Regions from separate parts of the Homo sapiens genome. Here region 1 is linked to region 2. A link is a loop called in an ENCODE intact Hi-C map of the cell type or tissue named here. Cell type or tissue: prostate gland. All regions are shown on one strand.

Region 1 (8,000 bases), 350 kb before region 2:
GGAGCAATCCAGAGAGGGTCTGCCTCCATTCCACCCACCCACTCACTCACCCTCCTGCAAATTGTACAATTCATTTGAACTGACCGAACTCTTGCTAATTGCCTCTTACTGGCCTGTTACAAGATGAAGCATGGGAAGGGGACAAAGCCTCCCTATTCACAATCTCAGTGGGCAGCAGGGGTCTCTGCAAAAGTAGAGAAACTGGAGCCCAGGCTATTCATTTTTGAAAGTCAGGACAAGATCTTCCACCATTCAGAATCCCACATTATAATCACAATATTGCATCCTGGGAGATCCTGTCCATTTCTCAAATGGTCTGTCAGAAATTTAGAGTCTATTTAATAAGTCAGTGCTACTTAAAATTGTAGGCTTTTTTCCCCTCCAAAGTGATATGCACTCTACATTTAAATTTCATTATTATTTTTTTCTCTGGTTGGGGATGTGGGGACGGTGAGAGAGAAAGGGAGGAAAGGAGAGAGAAAGGAAGTGGGGAGAGAGAGGGAAGGGGAAAAAGAGAGTGAGAGAGAGAGAGAAGGGGCAGTGCTTTTCATGAAAACATCGGTTTTTATATTTACGTTTTAAGAAAGCAGAAGGGAGGCAAGAAGTCCAGCCTGATAACTGAACTTTCTGTTTAGAATTCCTTCTTCTCCATTGGGCCTTTGCTAGGTTTCAATAATTATTGCTCAGGCACATAGTCTTGGAGCTTTGCTTTTTCTCAGACTTGTACACAGTTCTAGGAAGGGTTGTTGCCAAAGCCATCATGTGATTTATTGACCCTCCACTGGGACAAGGGGGAACAGATATAACTTTGTGATTTTATTATAAGGAGGCTGGGTTAATATTTCTAGGTGAAACAAGCTACTATACCAAGTTCAAACATCTGAAGAGGGAGGTTAAGAAACCCTGAGTGTGGGGTGTAAGGATTATTCTGTCCTGGGGCTGTACAGACGTCGTCTGAGGCAGGGAGCAGGAGAAGAAAGGACACATTGTGACCCATTTCCAACACCTCCTGTGTGTAGAGGCGGAAGTTCCTTGCCTGCAGAGGGACACGCGCGGAGGAAAAATAGGAGAGTTACAACATGGCACTTACATAAACAACACCAAACTGGCATAAAACATCTCACAAAATTACACAACTTCAAGCTTGGAATTTTTATACAACATAAATATTAGGGTTCAGCCCATTTAATAATGCTATATAAAATCAAGATTTAAGGCAGTAATGTTCCACATAAACTCTGAAAACAACATTTATGCTTCTTATAAAAGCAGAAAATGATTGCATTCTGTGGGCTTTTCAAAATGATGACTATAATTACATGAAGCAACAAAAATGGATTGAATTAAAAATCCACTAGTTTCAATTTAAGTTGGTTAAGGGGGAAAAACGTAGTTTCTGGCCAAGGACTGAGAAAATTTTACAAGTATCCAAAAAAAAAAAAAGTTGTATGCACTGTTAGGCAGTTAGGCAGCCTTCTCCCAACATGTATATGTAGCCCAAGAGTCACCAATGAAATATGAGCTGCTTCAAACCTGCTAAGTCCAAGAAACGCTTTAATAGTATCTAGTGTCACAAGTGGAGCTCTTACTTTTTTTTCTCCTAGTGAACACACGGCCACCTTTAGAATAATCCAGTTGCTTCTCTATTGTCTTTATGGCATCTTGTGCAATTTAGTCTTCATTAGCGTTGGCTGTTTTAGACTTAAAATCGAAAGAGCACCCCAATGGAAGGACATTCTTAGAACTCTAATTTATTCCCCTGCCTCCATGGGTTAGAGGCCAATTCATGGTTCTCTCTCGTATTTAAAGAGAGCCAGTCGCTCCTCTAATGGTCTCCCAGTTTACAGGCTAAACTTGGTTCATTATGTGTGTGTGTGTGCGTGTGTGTGTGTGTGTGTGTGTTTTGGGGAGGGAGGCAGGATTGATGAACATAGGTCCCCCCGCCAAAAAAATTAAATAATGCTACCTCATGTTAACCTATTGGGCAGAGCCTAAAAAAGTTTTACTATTCTCCTTTATGCCAACAGTTTTTCTTGAAGTTGCTTATTAGTGGAGGTTAGATTTGTACATTTTGATTTAGATACAACAATAATTTTGACAGAAAGTTCTCTGAGAAAAAATAGCATGGCATATCCTTGGGACATTGCTGTAGATTATACCACCGTTATCCTTCTATTCTTAGAGAAATCATTTGTACATGTGAGTACACCTTTATTTATATGTTCTCTTTGCTTTATGCTATCTTGAAGCTGAGCCTGGTTGTCTTTTAAGGTAGACTAGCCATTGATTTTTTTTTTTTTTTTTTTTTTGCTGACCAGACCATAGTACAGTGGGGTCCAGAAAATGTGAAAGAGGTCCAACACAGAGGAGCTGGAGGAAAGGAACAGAAGCGCAGGCTGTGTCTACCTGTGGGCATTAATTCAAAATGTGCATGCACTTGCAAAGTGGTGTTTAAGTAAAGGAAAATTTACACACACACACACACACACACACACACACACACCCCACTTAATGTTACAATGCAGTTTCCATGAGCCATAAAAAAAGAAGATAAAAATGGTAAAGTCTAGTACCTGGTGTAGAGGTATATTGATCTGCTGAAGGAGAGCTTTCACTGCCATCTGGAGCTCGTAGAAGAACAATTGCATGGGGCAGTCAGAAGTATGATCCACACTTTCCATAGATTCAGAGCCAGAAAGCTTTTGGATCCATTCCCATTCCTCTCTGTATGTTGAGTCAAGTTAAAATTAGAAATATAACAAAAGTTCAGAACACAGCTCAGAACTTTCTTAGTGTATGTGTCCAGAACCTGGATAACCAATGCTTGGTGGTTAAAACTCAGTGTAATTCATGAAATTTGAACATTTTGCCACCCAAATGGAGCTTAAAATGATCTCTTTCTAATTTCAGCTTAGTTCACCTATCAAACCACATATACCTCAGAACAGTAGGCCTAATTTGTATGAATCAGTTTTTGAGATTGGGGTTCTCAAATATTTTGTAATAATTTCCTGACTGTCTTCATTTTTCTTTCTCTGCAGATCCCCTGTAAATTCTAAGATCCTACGTTTTACCACAGGGGCATCTACTGGCTAATTCTGCAGTTTAGTAACCACAGGACTCTGGTCCAACTCAGCCAACAAACCACTTGGCACATTTCAACCCTGGCCTGTTGTAATCATGGGGGATATTTTGGTTTTTCTCTCCTTCCAAAAGCTTGAGGAGAATCACAAACAGGAATACCAGACAATTCCAATATAAGGAACCAAGGGATGCATATCACTGCTTCCATCCTCCTTACAAACCAGTAATCTGTGTCTTTATTCTGCATGCTCTATAATCCTTCCTAATGAACTTTTCCAAATGTCACACAGAAGGGAAGGGAAAAGAATGGCAGTGGGAGGAAAGCACATCTGGTTTGCCCCCAAAGGCTGCTCTTCAAAAGGAGCTTGAAAAGATCAAGGTAAATGCCTCTTGGGCAACATTGTTTCCACAGGTCTCTCAGCACAAGTCTCTAAACACATTCAGTTGGCCCAGATTCTCCTTCGAACTCTGCAGGGAGCAGCAGTAGGCTCTCAGGAGCAGGCTAGAGAGGAAAGGAAAGCCCTCCTCTCAGGGGATGGAAAGAGAGGAGGTGCTGACATATGTTCCCACCCTAGTGAAAACTCTCTGAGGCTTTCCCCAAAGGGCTCTACCAGGCTGGGCTCCAATCTGTGGGTCAGAAAACCAAATTGAATGTGGCATGAGCTTTTCATCAAAAACTACTCTCTTTTAACTAACTACCCTCTTAGAAAAGTTTCTGTTTTCAAGATATCTGTTTTATTTCAAGTATCACACTGGACAAGACTATGGAAAATTTACCCTTTGTCCCAGTAAGAAAAGAACAAAACCTCAAAATTAAATCCTACTTCAATCTGGGCATACTGTTGGCTTCACAAATAATTGAAATATTTGAGAACCTGCTTGGGAAATGTTTCTTTTTTCCCATCACTGATATGGAACAAAATGAGAGTTTTGTGACTAGCATATGCACGCATAAACCTAAAGGACAACGTGGCTAACATAGCGTTTGTAATCAAGTTAGAAAATAAATTACCGGTAGGAATATCGTAAAAACACCTACCACTAATCAGTTTCTGCTAGAAGGATGAAGGAGATGGAACTGACAGAGAAAAGGCTACTGGAATCTTTTGTACAAATGAAAACTGGATCCTTGGCAAGGGAAAATTAGTTGGTATAACCACTAGGAGATAGAGTTCAAGCCTTTAAGACACAAATCTAGAAAATGGATGAGTGTAATGTAACCTTTTGGGAAGGACTGAGGCGATAACGAATGTTGATTGTGGCAATGACCACCAGATGGCAGACTTAAAATCCAGGTGTAGTTGATAAGTGAAGAGAGAATATGGTAGTCAGTGAGTTCCCTCCTCCTCCTCATCATCATTTCCTCCATTGTCATCAAGCAATACTTAAGAAACCTAGTGAGACATTAGAGTTGATAAAGTCTTGCCACTTTAGGGGTCACATTTTAAATGACCAAATTAGAGTCTCCTTTGGCTAAGCAAATCCATGAGTGTAACTAGAATCTAGTTTATACTCTTTGGGAGTATCTAGTTTATGCCCTTTGAGGTCTGAAGAATTCTGGATAATTTCTTTCTTTTTTTTTTCTTGTCTATTCCTTCCTTTCCTTTTTTTCTTTTCTTCTCTTTCTTTTTTTATGTTGAGCACAATTCAGTTCATTATAGCAGACTTTCAGAGGCCTGCTATGAGGGTTGTAAAGTTGAGCCAGATTACCAAGATTGGGCAACTTTCCCAAAGCTAACAGGGTAATTCACCAAATGCCAAACTGTAGAGCAAGTTTCCAGAAGCTCGGGCCTTGTTACTTCTTTTCTTCCATAGAGAATTATAAGGGTTGTAGAAAACATACAAGGTCCTCAGGCCAGAGGGTTAGAGTTAGGGAGAATGAGGGTGAGGAGATTTTTTAAGATCGGGGGAATCATTGGCTCTATGAAACCCATTCCTGTAGGCGATATTTAAAAACAGAAAGCAAAAAGAACATGGCTGTTTTAGATTATAAAGAAAATATACTGGAAATAGCAGTGTTGAAAGAAAAGGTCAGCTGTTCATTAACCGATTGAACATCAGTGGTTTTACCATGAGTAACATAGAGGGGAATGTGAAAGGACAGTATCCTCTTTAATGGGCTCATGCCTTCCACCAACCATCAGGCAAGCCCTCCTTATTCTAATGTTAAAACTAAACTCTGGCCGGGCACGGTGGCTCATGCCTGTAATCCCAGCACTTTGGGAGGCTGAGGCAAATGGATCACCTGAGGTCAGCAGTTCGAGACCAGCCCGACCAACATGGTGAAACCCCATCTCTACTAAAAATACAAAGTTAGCTGGGCGTGGTGGTGCACACCTGTAATCCCAGCTACTTGGGAGGCTGAGGCAGAAGAATCATTTGAATCTGGGAAGCAGAGGTTGCAGTGAGCTGATATTGCGCCATTGTACTCCAGCCTGGGTAACAAGAGTGAAACTCCGTCTCAAAAAACAACAACAACAAAACAAAAAAAAACCCCAAAACTAAGCTCTGCCCCACTTCAGTGTGGCATCTGAGGACACCTCACCATAAAAACTGCCCTGGAAGTAACACTTCAGTTTCCTTCTGGCACATCAAGCTGGTCACTTGAGCCACTGTTTCATCACAAGGAAAATCTTAACTCCTGATCACTTACCTAGAAATATTATTGTTTTCACGGATCTTCACGTGGCAGAGAATGTTGGGCAACTTTTGGGTAACAAGAACTTTGATTTGATCCACAGAGCTACAGAGCTTTAGGTAACCCAGATATAATCCAGGAAAGAGACGCTGATGACTCCTTTTGTGATAGGATAGAATATCCTGTAGGGTTAAAAAAAAAAAAAAAAAGAAAACAAGAAAACAACTCGAAGGGCAATCTCAAAACCTTTTCCTTTCTAAGGAAGGCTTGTCATGAATGAAAGGAGCTGTCACTAAGTAATTAGGTGAGAAACCTCAGGTATACCATGAATGCTGGGGAAATAGTGGTACAGCTACTCTTACCTTCAGCAGAATTCTTGGCCAGGTAATCAGTTTTTAATATATTCTATATGCTTATTTGCCTAAGATTTCTGTGCCAGTGTAGGTGTGTGAGTTGTGTTTGGGAATAGGTGGTGGTGGAAGCAGCTAATAAAGAAAAATTGAGTTGATAATTTCTGTCCTTGAAGATTTTAATGTTTAGCTGGGAGAAAACAGATATTTGCAAGTGTAAAAGCTGACAGCACAGTTAAGGAAGCGTTGTAATTTCTGGATTGTTAAAATGGAAAAGTCGTTTAAGAAAAATGATTTAAAATAGAATCCAAATTTTATAGTAAGTAGGTTCCTTATCTTGAAAATTAAAAAGGTACTGCCAAGAGGTTTATTGAATTTTATGTTAACATTTAAGTTGTAGCTATAATTACGCACTAATTCTGAGAATGAAGAAAGAATGAATCAAGCACTGGTTATTTTTTGGCTTGATTTTTAAAATTAAATTGTATGATAGCTAAAATGATACTACTTATATTTGACTTTTACAATGCAACCACGAAGAAGATAATGTTTATAAAAGTATTTGAAGTCTTCACATTTTTTTCCAGGCATCTTTTAAAAAATGTTGATATTCAAGTCACACTCTTATGAAATCCTTGCTTGTGTTATGTTTTTCAAATCCTTAACTGGTCTACCACTTCTAGATTCTCAGTTGTCAGTGGCTTTGCATGTTATTTGATTAGGTCTCTACATCATCAGCTTCACTGAATTCTGTATCTTTTACAAGATTTTAAATTTTGCCCTGTAATGGATTTTCATTGAATTTGCATTATATTGTCACATCATAATATTCCAAAAGCAGCAGAGACTGAACAAAGCTGTTGATTCAATAGTAAGTGTCAACCAAGTTAAGTACAGGGATGTTTGAATGGAATCTTGTTTTTTGTGTGGTCAGTTCTCCAGTGAACTATTTGGGTTGTGACTTTTGATTCTCTATACAACTGCAGGGACTCAGATAACGAATAATTACAAAATTCAGATACCATCCCTCCACATCAGTAGGTAAAACTTTTACATTTGGGCAGTGGGGGTTGTGACACAAAGTTAGGAGTGACGAGTCAGGTAACTTATTAATATGGTTTGGATTTGTGTCCCCACCCAAATCTCATGTTCAATTGGCGGAGGGGCCTGGTGGGAGGTAACTGGGTCATGGGTGTGGATTTCCTCCTTGCTGTTCTCATGATAGTGAGTTCTCACAAGATCTGATGGTTTAAAAGTGTGTGGCACTTCCTGCCTCACTCTCTTTCTCCCGCTCTGCCATGGTAAGACGTGTTTGCTTCCCCTTCACTTTCTGCCGTGATTGTAAGTTTACTGAGGCCTCTCAGGCATACTTCCTGTTAAGCCTGCAGAGCTGTGATTCAATTAAACTTCCTCATAAATTATCCAGTCTCAAGTAGTTCTTTATAGCAGTGTGAAAATGGACTAATACACTTAGTATAGGAGAAAGTTTCCTGTAAGTAGGAGCATATCCTGGTTTTCAAAAAAACAAGGGTTAAACAACTAAGAGAGTAAAGTTCAGGTGCCTTACCACAAAGAAATGATAAGTAAGTGAGGTGATGGATATGTTAATTAGCTTGATTCAGTCATTCTACATTGTATACATATATCAAAACATCACTTTGTACCCCACAACTATATCCAAATATAACTTGTCAATTAAAATAATACTAATGAAAATATTTAAAAGGGTAAGGTAAAGGGAATCAACTCTACCATTAAATTCAGGGAAGGTGAGAAAACAAACATTGAAATGTCTATAGAATTCTATATGGAATGGAAAAGTATGGGATCTTCCTTGACCATCATACTCTAGAGGAGTGATCTTTCCTCTGTAGAATTAACCATCTGCAACATCTAGCAGATGTTATTGTACATTGTCTCCTCTGTCT
Region 2 (8,000 bases):
ACAGGTTCAAGACTGGGCTCCACTAGAACAGACCAAACTCTAAATGAGTGCATTTTGTAAAAAGAGATACAAATTAGAGTCAGAGATTTTTTATTTTTTATTTTTGCCAACTGAAACAATTATGGTGGCTTCAGAGATTTCTGATTTAGTGGCCTTAAGTGCTTCACGCAAACTTTCATTTAGACAGTCCTCAGATCTCCAGGGCATCCTATATGTAGTAATGGGTTATTTCAAAAGCTGCTTCTAAAAACCTCCTGAATATTCTCCATTTACACATATTGAGGCTATACAGATACAGTTTGTTTCAAGACATAAGAAAGAAAATAATAAACAGCATTATGGATGGTGTATTGGGAATCACTATCTTATGTTCTAGCTACCTAGAGAGTCAAAATATTCAATTGCAAAGTGACAACTTCCATTTGCCCTTTATCTGCCTGGAATTTTCTGACAGTTTCCCCTACAGATTTTTTGAGCTCTTTGGTATCATACTGGTTTAGTCTTTACGGCACAAAGCTGGGTTTCTTTCAACTGCTCCTCTCTTTGTCTCAGATGCCCCATTCAATTTAAGACATATGCCTTTTTGCTTTTGTGAAAATGTAATCTTTTAAGTGACTCACAGAACAAGAAAAAAAAAAACTCAAGTTAGAAGCCTGACAAACACCCAGATCAGCCAGCCTCACCCAATTCAGTCCAAGGAGGTTTGACAAGTTGCTATACAGAAAAGCAGTCTTTTGGAGGCAAAACTGCTTGCCAGTGTGCACATCAACTCTGACAGAGGGCAAAACACCAGCTGCCTGAATACACTCTCAGGCTGCATCTCCAAGAGCAAAAAGGGCTCTTCAGTTTCAGCAAAGTGAACTGTCCTCCCCCCATCTAATCAAAATGCCCCTTGGTTGGCAGATCGAAATATCCTTCAATCCAGTAAACCTGCATGACTTTTCACAGCTAACCTCTGCCCAGGGAGAAGTCAATAAAGAAACAAAATGCAAATAAATTAGCATTCATCACTGCTGATCTAGTATAAATATTTATAAGGGAAAGATGCAGCGATTTTGAGTGATACCATGATCCGGACCCCACATAAACAGTTAAAAACAGCCATACTTGAGATATTGCACTTTGCATTTTTTTTTCCATTTCACATCACCATAATCACCTAATAAATATTTAAATGGACCTATTTGCTGTAACTATAAAAGAACCGTGTAAACTTGTTGTCATCTAGACACATTAGCCGTGGTGGAGTCAATGAATTTCAACAGTCACTTAATATCGCAGCCACTAGCTACCTTAAAACTGCCAGCGAGGGCCTGCCAGGAAGCTACTGTAACAGCCCAGATCACTGCCTCCTGAGCAAGACACGAGCTTCATTATGAATGCGAGCATTGCTGCTCTAATTAGGCCTGGGAGAGGTTTAACAACCATCCTACAGTCTTGCTGCTGACAAATATAAAAATAAAGCCTTGTTCGAATTAGCAATGTGAAGTGAGAAGGTCTAGAAGCACCAACTGTCTGAGCGGCCCTGGGACGGCTCTAATCTATAGCGAGGTTATTTTGGTTCATAAACTGCTAGTATGTTACCTGCAGGAGGTCTCCCCTGTAAAATGAATTATAGTAAGCTATATGTGATAATTAACCATGCATTAGCAAATATCTTGAAACAGGGAGGCTCTGTTTTCTCTGTATTTTGACTAATAAAAGCATGAATTTGTTCAACAAATGATCATTTAGGTTGTGGAATTCTAACCATATTGGAAGGACACAGTGAGCAATACAACATTGTGCTGGTCTAAGGCTTTCCTTACCCAAACAGGCTGCTTAATAGGCTGGCTCCATACTATGATGCTATTCACAGACCTAAAAACCACAGCGTTGAGAAGACAAATACAATATACATTTAAAATAATATGAACCTTGTGTTCTTATTTACTTTAAAATCACCCTATATGTGACAATTAAAAAAATACATGGGTAAAGTTCTATTTCAGAAAGTAACCTTATGTTTCATTTAAAATATTTAAAAAGAATTCCCATGACTTTTCCACAATTAAATAAATATATATCATTGTACTTTTTTTTTTTTATGGAGTGGTTTGCTAAGAACTTTCTTTAGATGGTTTCAAACATGCTCTGGAAATAAAAACTAGATCACAACATTGAATAAGACTACACCATTTTCTGAATTACTTAATGCATCCTCCAAAAGAGTACCAGTGAGTATATCATATAGGTATCATTGACTTTGAAAGAAGTGTTTTGGGTGCTGCATTGGGGCTGAAGAGTGGACTGGGCTGAATAAAAAGAATCCTGGGAGGTTGATGAGAAGAAGCGTCATCTCCAATTGTCAGGGCATTCATGCAGAACAGGAGTCTAGGTGTTTTTATCATTATAGGAAGCCACATGATGCTAATTTTGTGACCAGAGCCTGCCAGTAATAGAAGGTACCAATGATGCCTTAAAATTAATAGATTTTTCCCTTGTCCTGCAAGACACTGATTGCTTCTTTATAAAAAGCAGTATCTTCTCCTTTTTTCTCCTCATCTTCTAACCTCACAGCTAAAATGTATATTTATATGTAGTATATATAAACACATGCACACATACTTACACAGATCTAAAAATAATGCAGACAGACCACGCAGGCAGCTTCAGTGTTTATCCCAAATATGTGACCAATAGTTCTGCCTTAAATAGTCTATCCAAATCCATCAATAAGTTGAGGTTATCCCTTCTAAGCAGTTCCAAGAGTTTATATGTTTATACCCGAACTGTTTCCATGGGATATTAATAGATGTTAGCTAAAAGGGTTCTGTGGTCAGATATATATGAGAATCCCTGGATTAAGTAAAGTGACATAGGTTTCTTTACTGTAGGACTTCTCAGAGCCTTTACTACTGCCTTGGGAAATACTGCCCCAGTGCAAACATTAGGTACACATAGCCAGCTCTCATTAGAAAGAGCATCTAGTTTTATAAAAAGTCTCACCAGTGACGCAGAGATGGAAAGAGATGTTGTTTCTGAAGATCCTGAAGGCCTTGCAGGGCTAAAAACCAGGACATTGTTACAGAACAGAACACCCTATACTCCTATACTCAACGAAAGAACATTCAATCCCAAGTGAGATTGAAGGCTTTCTTCGTTTGGCTAAGGGGCAACACTCCTGATAATCAAAACATCCTTCAGTTGCAAGTCTTTCACCCACTTCAGGATTGCAAGGAAAATCACAAAGCAAACACATTTTGTAATCTTAGCAAAGAATCCCGTCTTTCCATTGCATATCAAGTCAAAGCATTTTTACTCTTAATCACTGAGCACCTCCCAGGAAAAAAAAAAAAAGGGCTATTGGCTTCCAGGAGGGAGGTAAAAACAAACCCCTTAGGCTCTACAGTCTTTCTAGCTCTTTCTGAGCAAGAGCTCTCTTTTTTTAACCTGTCGATGTATTGGGTGGTTACAGTGCAGACTACAAACTCCTATGAAAGCAGAAATCTTCAAGTTGAGTGAAGATCCTGGGAAGGAAAAGGGGAGAGGACTGGTGCTGAAATAAAGTGAATTCTTCTGTGAAGTTTGAGGACTTGGTTTTGGTGTGTTTCATAACAATAGTTTTGCTATTACATAGCAGGTGCAGAAGCCTGGAGAGACTCATTGAAAGGAAAACAAGCAAGGATCTTCCAGATACCAACAAACATCTTTGGAGGCTGATGGCATAGGAATTACCTTCACTACCTAGCCCCCAGTTCTTCCTTTCTCCACAAACAAGCTTTGCTGAAAAAGTTAAGAATTTTAGTTAGGATCTTTGAATAGAAATGGAATTGTATCTACAAGGGATTAGAGCTTTTTGGCACTGGCTTCAGGCTTTGGTAAAGTGATTGTGGGGGTCTGAGACTAAGTGAGAAACTAATGCATTATGAGCAGAAGATCCTAAACTGTGTTTTTTGTCTGATAGAAAAAGCTCAGGCTGGCCGGGTGCGGTGGCTCACACCTGCAATCCCAGCATTTTGGGAGGCCGAGGTGAGTGGATCACCTGAGGTCAGGAGTTCAAGACCAGCCTGACCAACATGGCAAAACCCCGTCTCTACTAAAAACGCAAAAATTAGCTGGGTGTGGTGGTACATGCCTGTAATCCCAGCTACTCAGTAGGCTGAGGCAGGAGAATAGCTTGAACCTGGGAGGTGGAGGTTGCAGTGAGCGGAGACCGTGCCACTGCAGTCCAGTCAGGGCAACAGAGCAAGAGTCTCTCAAAAAGTAAAATAAAATTTTAAAAAAGGAAAAGCTCAGGCTTGGAATCAATCAGACAGACCTAGGTTCAAATCCCGCCTCTCCTACATATGAGGACAATATATTTAGTCATCCTGAGCCTCAATTTCCTTATCTACAAAATCATGATAACAAGATAATTTATGCAAAGTGCTCGGTGCACTGTAGGAATTGAGTGATTACCTGTTAGCCCTCACTTCTAATGGTATTCAATATAAAGACCCATTTCATGATTACACTCTTGTGCTATGAGCCAATCTGGACCTAGCTTCAGTGCCCCTTTTAAGAGGTAGTAAAAGTTGAGTATGTAATAGCTACTCTTTTTGAGCATTTATGATAGATATGCCAAGGCATTGTGCAAAGCAATTTTTTGTGCATTTATCCCATTTAATTTTAACTGTCTCCCCATGATTTAGAGCTTCTATTTCTAGTTGATGAAAAGTCAGAAAAAAAATTTAAATATCTAGTAATGAGGGTGGTTTCTTTCACCCCATTCTGCTTTCATCAGGACCAATCTTAAAGCCTGGTGCTGTTTCTGCACTATTTTACTTATCAAAATGGTATTATTGATTGGGCTTGGGAGCAAGTGCTAAGAGTGCCCCCTTTTGGTCCTGGAGAGCCTTACAAATCATCTGGGAGAATTAGGTGTGAAGCCTCCTCTTTGCCAGCGCATTCAGGGTTATTTGTGTCTCCTACTGTTGTGTCCCCTGGTCGGTCTGTATGTGGCTTTTACATTCCTTAATAAAGTAATAGACATGAAAGAATTCTGTGGCCGACGCCAGCAGCCACAGAGAACACCAAGTCTAAAGTCAGCAAAAGGTAAACATATGGAGCCATCCAAGGAATGTAGCAATAAAAATTGGAACATATGACGAAGCCTCCCCTCCCCCCTCTATTTTTCTGGGATAATTGTGTCAAGAAGGGGGAGAAAAGCATCTCTTTGCAGACAGCATGCCTTCATTGTGATCCGCTGTCGTCTGGCAGGGGGAGCCAGTCAAGGAATCTTTCAAGAAATAGCCCCCCCTTTTTTTTTCCTGAGTGTTCAATGACCAAAAATCTCTCAAATCAAATCCAAAGACAATTATTTATTTTCCAGACTTAATTTAATAGCAAAAACACCCCTGGAGGACTGAATGTGGTATTTGACTTTTATTTGGGCCACTCTGGGCATCACCAGCAGCTTTATTCTCCAAAGTGTGACTTTGCAGTGAGCTCCTTGGCCCACAGAACAGTCCAGGGGCACTGGCTGGGATCCTCGTTCCCCACACAACAGCAGCCCCGGGCGGGGCCAGAGACAGCACATAAATAATGCTTCCCCGTGCAAATTTGACTCGGTATTTCTTTTCTGTGGCTCATAGTCTTCATTCTCATGAAGGGAAAACATGACCCCGGACTGTCCCCAGACCACCTTCCCAGCCTTGTCTGGCACCATGGTGGCCCCTGCCGGCCTGTCTGCCCCTGCTGTGTGGGGTGCATTGCTGCTTCCCTCTCTTGTCTTGCCTTTGCTCATGGCTTTACCTGTGCCTGGAGCATTTCCATCTCTACTTAGAACATTAGTATTCAAAGTGTGTGCTGTGGAGTTCCAGTGATGGATTCAAATCATAACTTTATTACCGAACGATCCACATGCCTGGAGAAAGTGAACTGGCCTCTCTGTGCCTTTCCTTGTGTTTCCTCATTTGTAAAATGGAAACTATCATAGAAACAACTTACTTTACAGGGCTATGATGAGGATAAAATGAGCACATGGTCTAGCCAGTATCTGGAACATGGTAAGCACACAATACCTTTTAGTTATCATTATAATTATTAGTAATCCCACTATGGAAGTCCTACTCACCCTTCAAGAGAGATCAATCTCATTTCTTCTATGAGACCTTCAGGGAGTCTTCTCCTTTTTTCCCAGGTTCCTTTTTATTCAACTGTTCTTCCACCTCTTTGGTTTTTGTTCCTTCATTATACCAAGTATTAGTCTCACTTGGAATAATTTCATACATTTAACAGCCATTTACTAAGCACATACAATGTGCAAAGCATATTGCTGGAGATAGGAGGACCAACCAGATTTGGAGCTCCCTTTGAGGAACCAAAGATACAAGGGAAGTCACAGCTCAGGCTGCCCATAGTGAAAGGTCAAAAGTGTCAATTCCTATGAGACACATGAAAGGAAGATGTTGTTGGGCAGAGGGGTATAGAGAAAAGAGAGGTCAATGTAAGTTGAGGTGATTAGGAAAGGTTCTATGGGAAAATGGTGTTTGCAGTAGATTCCTCAGGTTTTATGCATTTAAAGATGGGAAGAGTGGGGAGAAGAGCAAAGCAGAGAGACAAGTGACTGGTTATTTGCATTCATTACCCCAACCAAAATGTTAGCCCCAGGAAGCTAGAGACCATCCCAGAAATAGTGTCACCTTGCCATTAGGCATGTCAGGAGGTCACACGGAGACCAGGAAAGAGAACCAAGGACAGCATGGGTTAAAAATATGGGGAGAAAAGGGCTGGCCCCTTGAGGGTGTGATTGGTAATGGCAAATGAATAATCCCAAAGGCAGGCCTGTTACTCTAGAATATTCCAAGTGGTATTCTAATTCATTAGTTCCATCCAAGGGGCAGAGTGAGGGCCTATAGTTGTGTCTAGTGGCTAGTCCAAGAAAAGTAATGAGAGTTGTTCCGAGCGTCTGATTGGGACAATAGAAAGTGGGCCAAACCCTAGGTTAGGATTTGACTGGGGTCCTGAACAAGAGGGTTAGAGTGGATAAAGCCAGACTCCTGTCCCAGCATACACTAAATCCAGGGACCCAAGAAAACAGTGGGCTGAGTAAACCGGCAGGGACACTGGGGCCTGTCCTGTGTCTCAGTACCAAGGACCACGTTTGTATGCCACCACACTGAGTCTCAAAGAAGCTGCAGCTTGAATGTGCTTATATGCTACAGTGGCGTATAACAGAAGCAGCATGGATTCTGTGGCCATCACACATGGACTGAACCCACCAGCTCCGTGACTGAGCAAATCATTCAGTACTCTATGCCTCAGCACTTTTATCTGTCAAATGTGGAAATTCACACACATTATATTAGGATAAAAAGAGAAAATTATGTAGAATTTAGAGTGTGGTTCACAGACCAGCAAAATGTTTGTAAATTTGTTAGAAATGTAGTCTCAGCCCCCGTCCCAGACCTACTGAATCAGAACCTGAATTTTAACTCGACACCCCAGGTGATTTACATGGACCTTAGAGTTTGTTAAATACAGGCCTAGATTAAAAGTTGGTATACTTGTTTGGTTTTCTGCGCACCATGGACCCCTCGTCTACTGGTCAGCAGGTGTGACTAATTGCCAGCCCAAATTCAGAAGAGATGCCTTCTGGGGGTTCTTACTGAATCCCTAGAGTGGGACTAAGCCTACTGGGGAATGCCTCTCATAATTCATGTAGACTTGCAGTGACTTGCACAGTCTCTCTCTCTCTCTCTCTCTCTCTCTGTGTCTCTCTCTGTCACACACACACACACACACACACACACACAATCAGTCATGCACACAGGCTCACACACATAATGTACACAAGGCCTTTAGAAAAAAACAAACTTGAGTTTGTTAATCCATGAGCAGCAAGGTCTCTCTTTACACCTAATTACTCCTAACTTCTTGACTCATTTCTTAGATTTTCAACCTAGCACACCTACTGATTTCACACTTAAATGTGCTTTTCACTTACAATACTAATTTAAAGTGCAGTTGTCTTCATT

The links. A loop is a pair of places that touch in the nucleus more often than their neighbours do. Peaks named below come from ENCODE experiments on the same cell type or tissue, not always from the same donor. Only the 100,000 strongest peaks of a DNase experiment are listed, where the experiment ranks them.
Region 1: a loop joins it to region 2, with 2.7 times the contacts of the local background. A loop is called at or near these places in 30 of 110 quality-filtered maps.

Annotation. Positions count from the first base shown.
Region 1 is chr17:56,475,392-56,483,391 of GRCh38, reverse strand. ANKFN1 (ankyrin repeat and fibronectin type III domain containing 1) reads right to left here. Exons shown (of 21, transcript NM_001370326.1): 16 at 5,738-5,904; 17 at 2,574-2,724; 18 at 868-1,036. Among named protein-coding and RNA genes, the nearest start is that of NOG, 110 kb to the left of the region's middle. In prostate gland, a CTCF peak has its summit at 4,320 (motif pointing right); a DNase peak (open chromatin) is centred at 4,354.
Region 2 is chr17:56,123,574-56,131,573 of GRCh38, reverse strand. It overlaps a transcript of ANKFN1 not described here. Among named protein-coding and RNA genes, the nearest start is that of ANKFN1, 26 kb to the left of the region's middle. In prostate gland, a CTCF peak has its summit at 4,856 (motif pointing left); DNase peaks (open chromatin) are centred at 4,993 and 5,503; H3K27ac peaks cover 930 bases.